2 separate regions of the Homo sapiens genome follow, and region 2 is linked to region 1. A link is a contact called in ENCODE Hi-C or POLR2A ChIA-PET data. All regions are on one chromosome and are shown on one strand. The core of a region is the stretch at or near the end of the contact, and the rest is flanking DNA. Distances in the headings are between cores, read along the strand shown.

The links. Hi-C counts contacts between places; a loop is a spot of excess contacts on that map. ChIA-PET counts read pairs that join two places held with the same protein, here RNA polymerase II (POLR2A). Pooled maps may share reads with other maps.
Region 2: a loop to region 1 is called in a pooled map, with 1.9 times the contacts of the local background. The contact joins two enhancer-like sites. A Hi-C loop is called at or near these places in 1 of 168 maps with a recorded cell type or tissue (cardiac septum), 1 of 37 single-sample maps with no recorded cell type and 7 of 50 pooled maps. POLR2A ChIA-PET finds 5 or more read pairs at or near these places in 9 of 52 experiments (A673, AG04450, CD8-positive, alpha-beta T cell and 6 more).

The regions. Positions count from the first base shown.
Region 1 is chr2:30,312,799-30,318,316 of GRCh38, forward strand. No RefSeq gene overlaps it. Among named protein-coding and RNA genes, the nearest start is that of LINC01936, 31 kb to the right of the region's middle. Within about 2 kb of position 3,058, at least 3 of the 41 ENCODE cell types and tissues checked have a DNase peak (open chromatin) inside an H3K27ac peak, as active enhancers do.
Region 2 is chr2:30,215,273-30,220,790 of GRCh38, forward strand. No RefSeq gene overlaps it. Among named protein-coding and RNA genes, the nearest start is that of LBH, 14 kb to the right of the region's middle. RefSeq lists an enhancer at 2,669-3,868. Within about 2 kb of position 2,564, at least 11 of the 41 ENCODE cell types and tissues checked have a DNase peak (open chromatin) inside an H3K27ac peak, as active enhancers do.

The DNA.
Region 1 (5,518 bases), core at 1,808-4,307:
TTTTAGAGAAATGAAGACCTACCTATGACTGTCGTGTTGGTCACCAACACATAGCTGTCCTGAATCAAGCCACAGGTTGATCTTACTGGAAAGCTTGGTTGGACTCCTCCCCTGTAAATCACCCACCTGCTGCCCTGAGAGGCTCATAGGCTCAGGGCTTTGCCAACTCTTCCTAGGGTTAGAGCCTCATGGCCTCAGCCTCCAGGGACAGTGAGTCCCAAACCAAGAAGACCATTACCATGTCTGCTCTTAGTGAGCTGGGTAGGGGAGCCCTTGATTGACTTGTCCAAGTTACCTATTCGCAACAGCTGCTTCCAAGGACAGGCCTCAGCCAAGGAAAGTGGAAGGGCACACAGGAGCATGACACCATAGGGACCTATTTTCAGTCATGTTTCCTTACCCTCTACTTTTCTATTTTCTTCTTTGAATGACCTCAGTCCAAGCAACCACTACTTTTACAACCACATCTGGTACAAAACATGCAGTTACAATAATCTCAGCTTTCACCAGAAACAACTATCACATGGGTTGGTGCAGAAATAAAAAAACTATTTAAAGATCAGTACATGGCAAGGACATATGTCAGCACCCACCAGAAACTGTATATTCAATTGATTTGTTACTCATTTCAAATTTCTTTTCCATCATTTTCTCCTTACAAAAATGCCATGAAAACAGGCAAGGTGCAGTGGGTCATGCCTGTAATCCCAGCACTTTGGGAGGCTGAGACTGGTGGATCACCTGAGGTCAGGAGTTCAAGACCAGCCTGGACAACATGGTGAAACCCTGTCTCTACTAAAAATACAAAAATTAGCTGTGTGTGGTGGTGGGTTCCTGTGGTCCCAGCTGCATGGGAGGCTGAGGCAGGAAAATTGCTTGAACCTGGGAGGCGGAGGTTGCGGTGAACTGAGATCGCGCCACTGCACTCCAGCCTGGGCGACAGAGCAAGACTCCATCTCAAAAAACAAAACAAACAAAACAAAACAAAACAAACAAACACAATGCCATGAAAACAGTTACTTCACTAAAGAAATGAAATATAAATTATATTCATTTAAAATTATGACTTGACTTTGTTTTCATTTCTTTTTTTTTTCTCTTTTTTTTTTTTGAGACGAAGTCTCACTCTTTCGCCCAGGCTGGAGTGCAGTGGCGCGATCTCAGCTCACTGCAAGCTCCGCCTCCCGGGTTCACGCCATTCTCCTGCCTCAGCCTCCTGAGTAGCTGGGACTACAGGCGCCTGCCACCACGCCCGGCTAATTTTTTATGTATCTTTAGTAGAGACGGGGTTTCACCGTGTTAGCCAGGATGGTCTCGATCTCCTGACCTCATGATCCACCCGTCTCAGCCTCCCAAAGTGCTGGGATTACAGGTGTGAGCCACCGCGCCTGGCCTGTTTTCATTTCTTACTTGATTTCTCATCATGCTCAGCCCTTAAAATGTAAACTTTCTCACCACATGTACTGTTTTCCTTTCTAGTAAATTTTTTTCAAGTTTCAGAAAAATAAGAGGGGCTAATTATTTTTTAAAGAATTGAACAGAAATAGGGTTAATTTTTCTCTTCAGATTGAGAATTGCTATATTTTCTTTTAAGGTCTTAAAAATAGGCCAGGCATGGTGGCTCATGCCTTTAATTCCAGCACTTTGGGAGGCTGAGATGGAAGGATTGCTTGAAGCCAGGAATTTGAAACCAACCTGGGCAACAAAGTGAGACCCTATTTCTACCAAAAAAAAAAAAAAAAAAAGTGTATACTCACTGTGAGAAAAATACACCCATACACACACACACACACACACACACATACACACACACACAGCCTACAGCCTCTCTATGCTGGTGGCACATCACAGTCACACAGGAGTTTACAAAAACCCTGAAACCTGGGTCCCATCTCCACAGATTCTGATTTCATTGACCTGGGCGGCTACCTGGGCAGCAATATTGACTTAAAAGCTGCCTAGGTGATGTAATCATACAGCCAGGGCTGAGAACCACTGATCTATAGAAAGGCATGAAGAGGAGAGTGAACATCACCTACACACCCATTCCCTGGAGATAACTGCTTTTGATTTTTAGTGCAATTAGCCAGAGGAGTCGTAAATGTGGGCTGTGGGGACCAGGTCAAGGAGTGAGGATACTTATAATCCATCTCTGGCAGGGAGCACTAACTTAGGTCCACCAGGTTTCCAGTACCAGAGGAGATCATCATCCCTTTGTCCTCCTTCAGAAATCAGGTTCCTATGGTTGTATGAGACTACCTGTCCCTACCTCCCAGGAGCCCAGAGAGGCCAAAAAAAAAAGCAAACACCCAGGCAGCATTTAAGGTCTGTAAGACAAGACTCCAGGAAAACCAAAGCAGAGGGTGTGAAAGTGGTTGTGGATACAGAACCGTGGGAAATCCCACAGTGACTCCAGGTCAACAGTGCATTTGCCTCAGCTCACCCAACTACCAACAAAGAATGCTTAGTTAGCTAAACAACTTCTCCTGAGGGGTGAATACCGGTTGTATTAAGCAGGATGGGAATTGGAAACACAGTGGTATAATAAATGGAAGAGAAGGACTAAACCATCGGAGGAAAAAGAAGGTGTGAGGATTTCAGGATGGACTCAGGCATGGAAGAAGGCAAGACATCCTTGTGCCCCTGAATCCCTCACATTGGCAGGAGTTAGCCATCTACTCAAAAAGATGGATCCCTGCAGCTTTTTCACTAAGCAGCATGGTCAGGGTTCACTGGAGTAGTGCTGATGACCTAGAGCCTCAGCCAAAGGGGGAGAAATAACTTGAGTCACTTAACACAGTCATTCACCGCACAACCAACCTTATATAATACAAATCTCCTCTAGATGCCTTTATTCTTTCTCCTATAGCCCCTTGTCAATTCCCATTTTTGTCCCCAGAAATTCACCTCTGGTCCTCAGCTTGTGCCCAGATTGAACCATGCAGTTGGCCAGCCCACCCATCTTTGAAAGCAGGTCAGTGATGACACGTTTTAATCAAGCACACTTTGAAGTCTCACACCTACACACATACCCAGATTTTCACACAAAGCATGTTTCTTTCTAGGCAGGATGTGGCAGATATTGTTGCTGCCTGTTTGGCCATCATTCCCCAGACTTCCTGGCCAAAAGAAAAGTCCCCAGGTGCCAGCAATGAATCATAATTGATTTAACTCAGTCCGTCCCCTTAAGGAGCCTTTTTAGATATGTTTTCCTGATTGCTTCCTCCCATGAAAATTTAATACTTCAGATACACTGTATGTTTATGTACTTTATGCATATCTGTACTTTATACATAAAAAATGTGATTTTTTTTTGAAATGGAGTTTCACTCGCGTCCCCCAAGCTGGAGTGCAGTGACATGATCTTGGCTCACTGCAACCTCCACCTCCTAGGCTCAAGAAATTCTCCTGCCTCAGCCTCCCTAGAAGCTGGGATTACAGCTGCGTGCCACCATGCCTGGCTAATTTTTGTATTTTTAGTAGAGACATGGTTTCACCATGTTGGCCAGGCTGATCTTGAACTCCTGACCTCAGGTGATCTGCCTGCCTCAGCCTCCCAAAGGGCTGGGATTACAGGTGTGGGCCACCATACTTGGCACAGTATGATTTTTTTTTTTGCCCCCAAGAACCAATTTTCACCCCCTTGAGGGTGACATCACCCTCATTAAGAATACATGATCTACATCAACAAAGCAATTGCTTTTGCCAGTGATTGGTCTAAGGTTGGCGTCTGGTCCCATTCTGGCCAATGAAACATGAAGGAATTCTGCTTGGGAAAGATATTCCTTCTGATCAAAGAGAGATGTGAAGGGAAGTGACCTTTGACCCCTGCCTACTTCTGCTCATGGTGTCTCATGTGACGAGTTGGTGCTTGGAACTGTGGCCACCATCTTGTTCCCATAAGGGTAGAAGAGAGAAAGGACAGAAGCAGTCCATACCCTGCTGAAATCAATGAGCCACTAAACAATTGTAACCAATGCTTGCTTCCAGACTTGTTAAGCATGATAGTAAATGTCAGTATGCCGTAACCCATTACCAGTAGTAAGATATTATGGGCCTTGCAGCCTGAAACTTCCTGATGGATAGATAGGATTTTCATTAATAAGGAATGTGGTCCAAGCATCCCAGAAGACCTGCACCAAGGAAGCTGTGCTGAAAAGTCAGCCACCACCGCTGCTCACAGACCTCCAATGTCCCACAGTGAAGTGCCAGAATTTGAACACTCATTTCTTGTAAAATAAATGAGGATAGCTGTTTCAAGCTGTTTTCAAGTTCAGAGTGTTTTTCTGAGAGTAATTTCCCCAAAATAAAAGTGCTTTTGTTCTTGCTCTCTGAGTGTCTTACCCAGTGAATCTGGGCCCTGGGCCTGCACACTCACTCAGCAGACCCTGTCCTCAACTCTCCTAACCCCGAGTCTCTCAGCCCATATGGTGTCCACCCCTCACCCCAGGACCCCTTTCTCTTCCCTATTTCCACTGTGAATGTTCTGGTGTAGAGAGGTTGAGGTACGATGAAAGGCCACACCACATGTCCTGCCACTGATCCTGTCATGGTCTTCCATAACAAGCCCTGCCCCAGCCATGAACTTATGGAGCAGATATTCAGAGCCCACAGAACAGGAAAAGCAGAGGCGAGGTAGGGAGTGAGCATCCAGGCCCAGATGTATCGATAGAACAAGAAGAGTGGGGGACCCAGAGGGGTGAATACAGGGAGGTAGGGGTCCAGGCCAGCCCCTCATTTCACAGACTTGGACATTGAGGCTCAGAGAGGTCAACGATTACTCAGGTAACAGAGCAAGATGTCAGGGGTCCCAGGAGCAGAGCCCTGTCTCCCAGCCTAGTGTCCTTTCCACAGCAACTACGGTCCATTTGGTCCTCATCCTGTGCTATGCTGGGATGTCCTGAACCGTCATTTACATCTGCTGTCATTTCACTATTCACCTGTTTATAGCTTATCTCCGCAAGCACATTGCAAATTTCTCAAAAGCTGGGATCTTGAGGCACCCGCCTTGTGATCCCTCATAGCACACATAGCCTTCTAGGCACCAACAGTTAGTCAACTTGATTTCTAAGCAGCCAACACGGAGAAAAGGCCAGAGGTGATGTCATGGGCTGGTGAAATGTTTGAGGAACACTTGCACTTCCTTCTGGAAAGGCTACTCCTAGTCATACCGGATCTGTATGTGAGAATAACAGTAATACCCCCAGAACCTGAATCCTCAACTTCTCATCTGATTGGAAATGATACTCTGTATTTATATAAATATTAGAATCACATAATCCCAGGGCTTGAGGGTTCAAAGATACTCCCTTGAATGTAAGCCAAGAACCCAGTGCCACTCCTTTTACCACTCTCGTCCCCACCATCAGAATCTCTCTCCTAAGCAGTTCTTGCTCTGGCTTTCTGTCTGCAGTGGCTGCGGGGATGGGTATATCTAGCACAACAAGACAGGCCATGAGGATGGGACAGCACTAAGGGACACCATTTTATTTATTTATTTATTTTTGGAGACGGAGTT
Region 2 (5,518 bases), core at 1,314-3,813, 98 kb before region 1:
CAGCTGAAGTCTAACACAGCTTTTTTTTTTTTTTTTTTTTGGTTGGGTTTGGATTGTGTTTGGTTTTGTTCTGCTTTGTTTTGAACTAGACAATCTGATCTCAAAATTCCCTTGGAAGCACAAAGGGCCAAGAATAACTGAGAAACAATTTTGAAAAAGTACAAGGTGGAAGAACTTGCCCTACCAGATATCAAGATTTATTATCAAAATATTTAGAAAAGAAGACAATATAGTCTGCGCACAAGGATAAGTAAGGGAGCAGAATAAAGGGCCCAGTCACTGGCCTGCCCATGTTTGGAAAGAAGATGGGGCAGAGATGATGTTACACGCCAGTGGGGAAAGGGTATTCTATCTGATAAATGAGTGCTAGGAGCAACCTTTATCCATATGGAAAATAGTAGATTTCTACATCAGATCATTCCTGGGTGATCTTAAAAAAAAAAAAAAGCACAACTTTAAAACTTAAAAACTTAAAAAAAAAAGCACAACTTTAAAACAGAAGATGAAGACATAGAAAAATTCTTTGTAATTCTTTGTGACTTTAAGATGAAGAGTTCATTTAAAAACACTGAAAATAGAAACTTGGGGTAAGTTTAATTTTAAAAGTGGTAATGTGGACTAGTACATTAAAACTCACTTTTGTACAACAAAGGCCATGAGAACAAAGTGAAAACCAAGCCATAGACTGGAAGATAATATTTGCAATGAATACAATATGCAAAGCGATATCTCTAATTAATAAGAAAAAGACAACATATGGGGGAAAATGGACAAAACTATCAATTCACAGAAAAACTCCAGGTCAATAAAAATATAAAAAGATGCTTACTTTCACTATTAAAGAAGTACAAATCCAAACAACAATGAGATACCATTCACACCCACCAGATAGCAAAAGTGTATGTCAATGCCAAGTGTTGGGAAAGATGTTAAATCATGGAGTCTCATTCACTGCTAGTGGAACTGTAAGTTGATCCAAGTACTCCAGAGAGCAATTTGGCAACAACTAATGAAGATGATCATGTCCAGAAATTCCACTCCTAGGCATATAGTCAAGAAGACATGTATTAAGATATTCACTGCAGTACTGGAAACAGCTTAAATGTCCATCCACAAGAGAATAATTAAATTGTATTAGAGTTATACAATGGAATACAACACAGTATGTGTCAGCATAGATAAAAATCTCACAATTGTAATGCTAAGGGAGAAATGAATATTGCAGAAGATAGTGATACTACAGATATGATTATACACTATATAAAATTTAAAAGCTGGCATAATAATCCTTTGCAATGTCTGTGATACATAAAAAATGTAGTAAAAATAGTAAAAGTATAAAAACACATGTGAAGATGATTAACACTGATCTCAAAACAGTGCTTAGCTCTGGGAAATGAGGGAAGAAAATGGGATGAGGGAGGTGTACAGAGAGGAACTCAATTGTATCGCTGATATTTACTTTCTTTGAAGTAAAAAGACATGAAGCAAATAAGGCAATGTGTTAATATTTGCTAAAGCTGATGTGGCCATCATTAGCGCTACCCACCAAATATTTCTGGCTCTCTGCCTGCCAGGCCCATAGTAGGATTCTATGTCCTCACCCATTTTGAATCAGGAGCAGCCTAGAGATTTGCCTTGGCCAATGAAATGTGACTGGAATTGACTTGTGTTTCTGGCCTCTTGAGCCAATGCACAAAAACTTTGGCCAACATGGCAGCCCAGAGACAAAGCTTCTGTCCTCCCCAGTCCCTGAGCAAGCATGACACCCCCAGGCAACCCTAGGAGGATGGGAGGATGGGAGGGAGATGAGTGCTGTCAGCCGCTGAGGTTTGGGGGTTGTTTGTTACTACAAGTCTACCCTGGAGAATAGAGCTGGAAAATGGGTCCACTCCTATTCACTGTATCAGTCTCTGATTTTATCTACATGTTGAAATATTATCAAAAACATTGTAATACTTTTAAATTGGACTGGCTTTCTATCTCTTCGTTCACGAAAATTCTCTGTACTGGCCTGCGCAAGGCCCCTCTCTTAATTTATTAACTTTTGTGTTTTCAGAAAGTGCCTCTGACTTGGGATGGAAGCAATGTGGAGCTGTAGGAGCCTCCTGGTAAAAAGGATGAATGGCAGAAATCATTGATTAAGCCCAGATTTCTGGGTGAGCCCAGATTTCCTCCAGTGCTGTCTGCTAGCATTTCCCATCAATCTGGGGACAGAAACCCAATGAGAAAATCTTAGCTTTTCTCCAGAGAAATGTAAGCAAGAATTTTGATGAATGCAACTGCCGTTGATTCTTTGTATGGCTTTTAGAAAGATCACTTCACCCTTTTTCCCACTTCTCTGCAGTTCACCTCTGGGAGAAATGTCAAGAAAACTTTCCCACACCTCATGGCTTCCAGGTTCCTTTTTAGGGCTGCCTGCAAGGCCCACAGGGAATAAAAGGCCCAGCAGGAGGTGGAGGAGGGGCAGCATGGTGAGAGAAGGAAGAGAAACTCCGTTCTTGGCCAGTTGTGCTCCGTACTGTGCAGACACACAGGCAGCGCCTGGAAGTCACCGAGAAATGCAATGCCTTTGAGAAGTTCCGTGGAAAGAATGACATCATGACCAGTCACTCCCCCACCCCACCTTTTTTCCAGTGGGAGTGAGAAATAAATAGACTGACACATTTTCCAGTCAGGGAGCCATTCTGGACAGCAAGTTTACCTTGGCACAGGAGCTCAGGTGGGGCTGTGAGAAACCTTATCTGTGCTTGCCTGGTAAACAAGGAGCCTGCAATCTCCCCGGAGTCTTGGCCACTGAGCAGGTGACTGCGGGAGGCAGGTGAGCAGAGCAGGTGAGCAAGGTGAGCCTCGGGCCCAGGAGCACGCTGTGTTAGGTAAATATTGCCTTAACTTGATTGATGGACTCACTAACTGTCTGTTTGTTGCCAAGAGAAATGCCATCACCGCCAAATTCAAAGGTAAAATTCCTGTCCCTTAAATCAAGGGTTCTCAAACTGTAGTGCGTTACTAGGTCACCTGGGGAATGCCATTAAAATGCAGGTTCTGATTCAGCAGGTTGGGATGGCTGAGAAAATTGCCTTTCTAACAAGCGGCTGGTGATGCCGAGGGTGCTGGTCTGTGGACCACTCTCTGAATTTGCAAAGTCTTAATGCTCAGATGACTGTATGCATTTTACACGGTCAAAATAGTTACTGATTAAGGAGCACTGATGCAGGCTGCAGGTGTCGTACCAGATGTTTGCTATCATCTCTTGTAACTCTTCACACCAACTCTGCAAGGTGGGTGTTATTATCCCCGCCCCCTCCTTGGCTGGCAAGGAAATTGAAGCTAAGAGAGGTTAATTCATGCATTATATGTGTAATTTCCAAAAGATTTCATTGCTACCTTCCCTCCTTTCACAGTGATCTGAAATAACCCAAAGACAAAAGATAATAAACGCCTGTGGTAGAGACGGGTGTTGTCTGCTTGTGGTGATCGGCCCTCTTGGCACCTGGAAATGAGTAATTTCGTCCGTACATTGTCAGGGCCAAGCTCAGGAATTCAGAAATCCTGGTTATCTAGGTTTGGCCTAGGAGGTCCTCTCTTCAAAAGAGAGAGTAGCTCCAAAAGGTGGACAAGACTGGTTTTTCAGATCCCTCTGGTGCTGATGTGTTCGCCCCTAGGACACGCAGTTGGAGAAAGTTCTTGATACCAGGAGGAGTTGCTTTGATGTGTCAGCTTGGAAAGAATGCCTCGTAAGGGCCATTCAGGACTCCAGGAGAGCAACAAAAACAAAAAAGCCCCAGCTCGTGGAAACATCAAAGTGAAGGCAAATATAACCAGACTGACCCACCTGGAGGTATTTAAATACCTTGAAGAATGGTGGTGTGTCCTTGCAAAACCCAGGCAGCTTTCAGGTAGAAACTTGAGTCATGTCTGGATCATAAGGAGTGAGGTGGCCCCACTGGCTGTCCCTGGCCACTCATTATAATCAGGAAAAAGTGAGGACAATGTGAGACTCTCCCTTGGAGAGTCTGAAAACTTGGAAGACCTGAATTTTGGTGACCACTCAACAAGTCAGTCTGCTCCAGGGACCCATTAACATTGCAACCTCATTCCTAGTGGTGCCAAGATGCAGCCATGATTTGTACTGCAGTGTGGGGAGGCCAGATTTGGGCCCTCCTGGAAGTCCACAGCAATTCCGTCCCTGGAAAGTTGTTGCACAGAGGAAAATACAGCGCCACGTCCCAAGACAAACTGAAGGCCTCCAAAGAAGACATAAGTAATTTTGTTCTTTATATTTTACATCTTTACAGAAAGTATCCGAGTTTACAAAAACCACATAAAATAGAACAAAGTTTAAAAAATAGAATATAGAGGGAAAGGAAAAATAATAGATAACAGAGGACAAAGCCCAGTGTGGCTGCTACCTTATTGCTGTAAGGTCCTGTACACTTTCAAATCAAACTCTGACTTCCCAACCCACAAAGCAAAAGTTAAAGAAATGCACGTACAGCACTGCACCCATGATAAGAAAAACCAGGCAGCTGCTGCAGAGAAGCACATCTATTCCTGATGCTGAGGCTCCCCATGGGGCCTCATGAGAAAGAATTGGAAGACACAGTGGAAGGCCACCAAGAGCATCCCCAACAACAGCCCTACCATACACCATAGGGAGTTTTCTGGGATGGAGTTTCCTGGGATGGTTCCTATGACATCCCAGTGCAGGCTACTGGCCATGCCAATGCCTGGTCCAGTGAGAACAATTATGGGAGACTCCAGAATGACCTCTGCTGAGCTGGCTTACACCTAGGACAAAAATCAGAGCAAAGAAACTGCTTTGGGAATCCGAGGGGCCCTGCCTCTCTGGGAATCTGAATTCGGGCTTCTCCCCAGGTCTTGTGCCAGCTTTGCTCTTTGCTTTGGGAGGGGAGTCCCTAGGGTTTCCAGCAAAGCTGCCGTCATTGAAGACAGAGGCACAGCACATAGCCCATGCACAGGCCAGGCCCATGGTCTTCCCACTGAGACCTCTAGCCACAGAATAGTCTCCAGTCGAGCAGAGGCTGAGGAGAAAGAGGGACTAAGTGCTGGTCCTGGGTTCACCAGTCACTGACAGTGGGAACCTCAGAAAGCCAACTCCTCTCTGTGGGCCTTAGTTCTGTCGCCTGCGAAGTGGAGCAGACGAGCTAGCATCGGATCTGTCCTTTTCCTGAGGATTCTCATGGCTGCAGAGCTCTTCAGTGCATGGCAAGCTGAAGAGAGGCAATGAAGCAGGGCTGGAAGCGTTGGGGTCTGTGGAAGACATGAAATGTACCACCCAGATCCGCCTTCTACGGAGGGCCTTCTGCCCAGCTGCGGGTATGGAACCAGCAGCCTGCCTCCAGCTGTTTGTTCCTTCAAAGTCTGCCACAGCTGCAGAAAGCTGCCTCCCCCAAGATCATGCCCTCCCAAGATAGCCCATGCTGTGGATTGGGTGCAGCAGGGGAATAAAGGCCCAGGCACTTTGTCCCTGTGCAGATCACTCTGAACAGGTAAT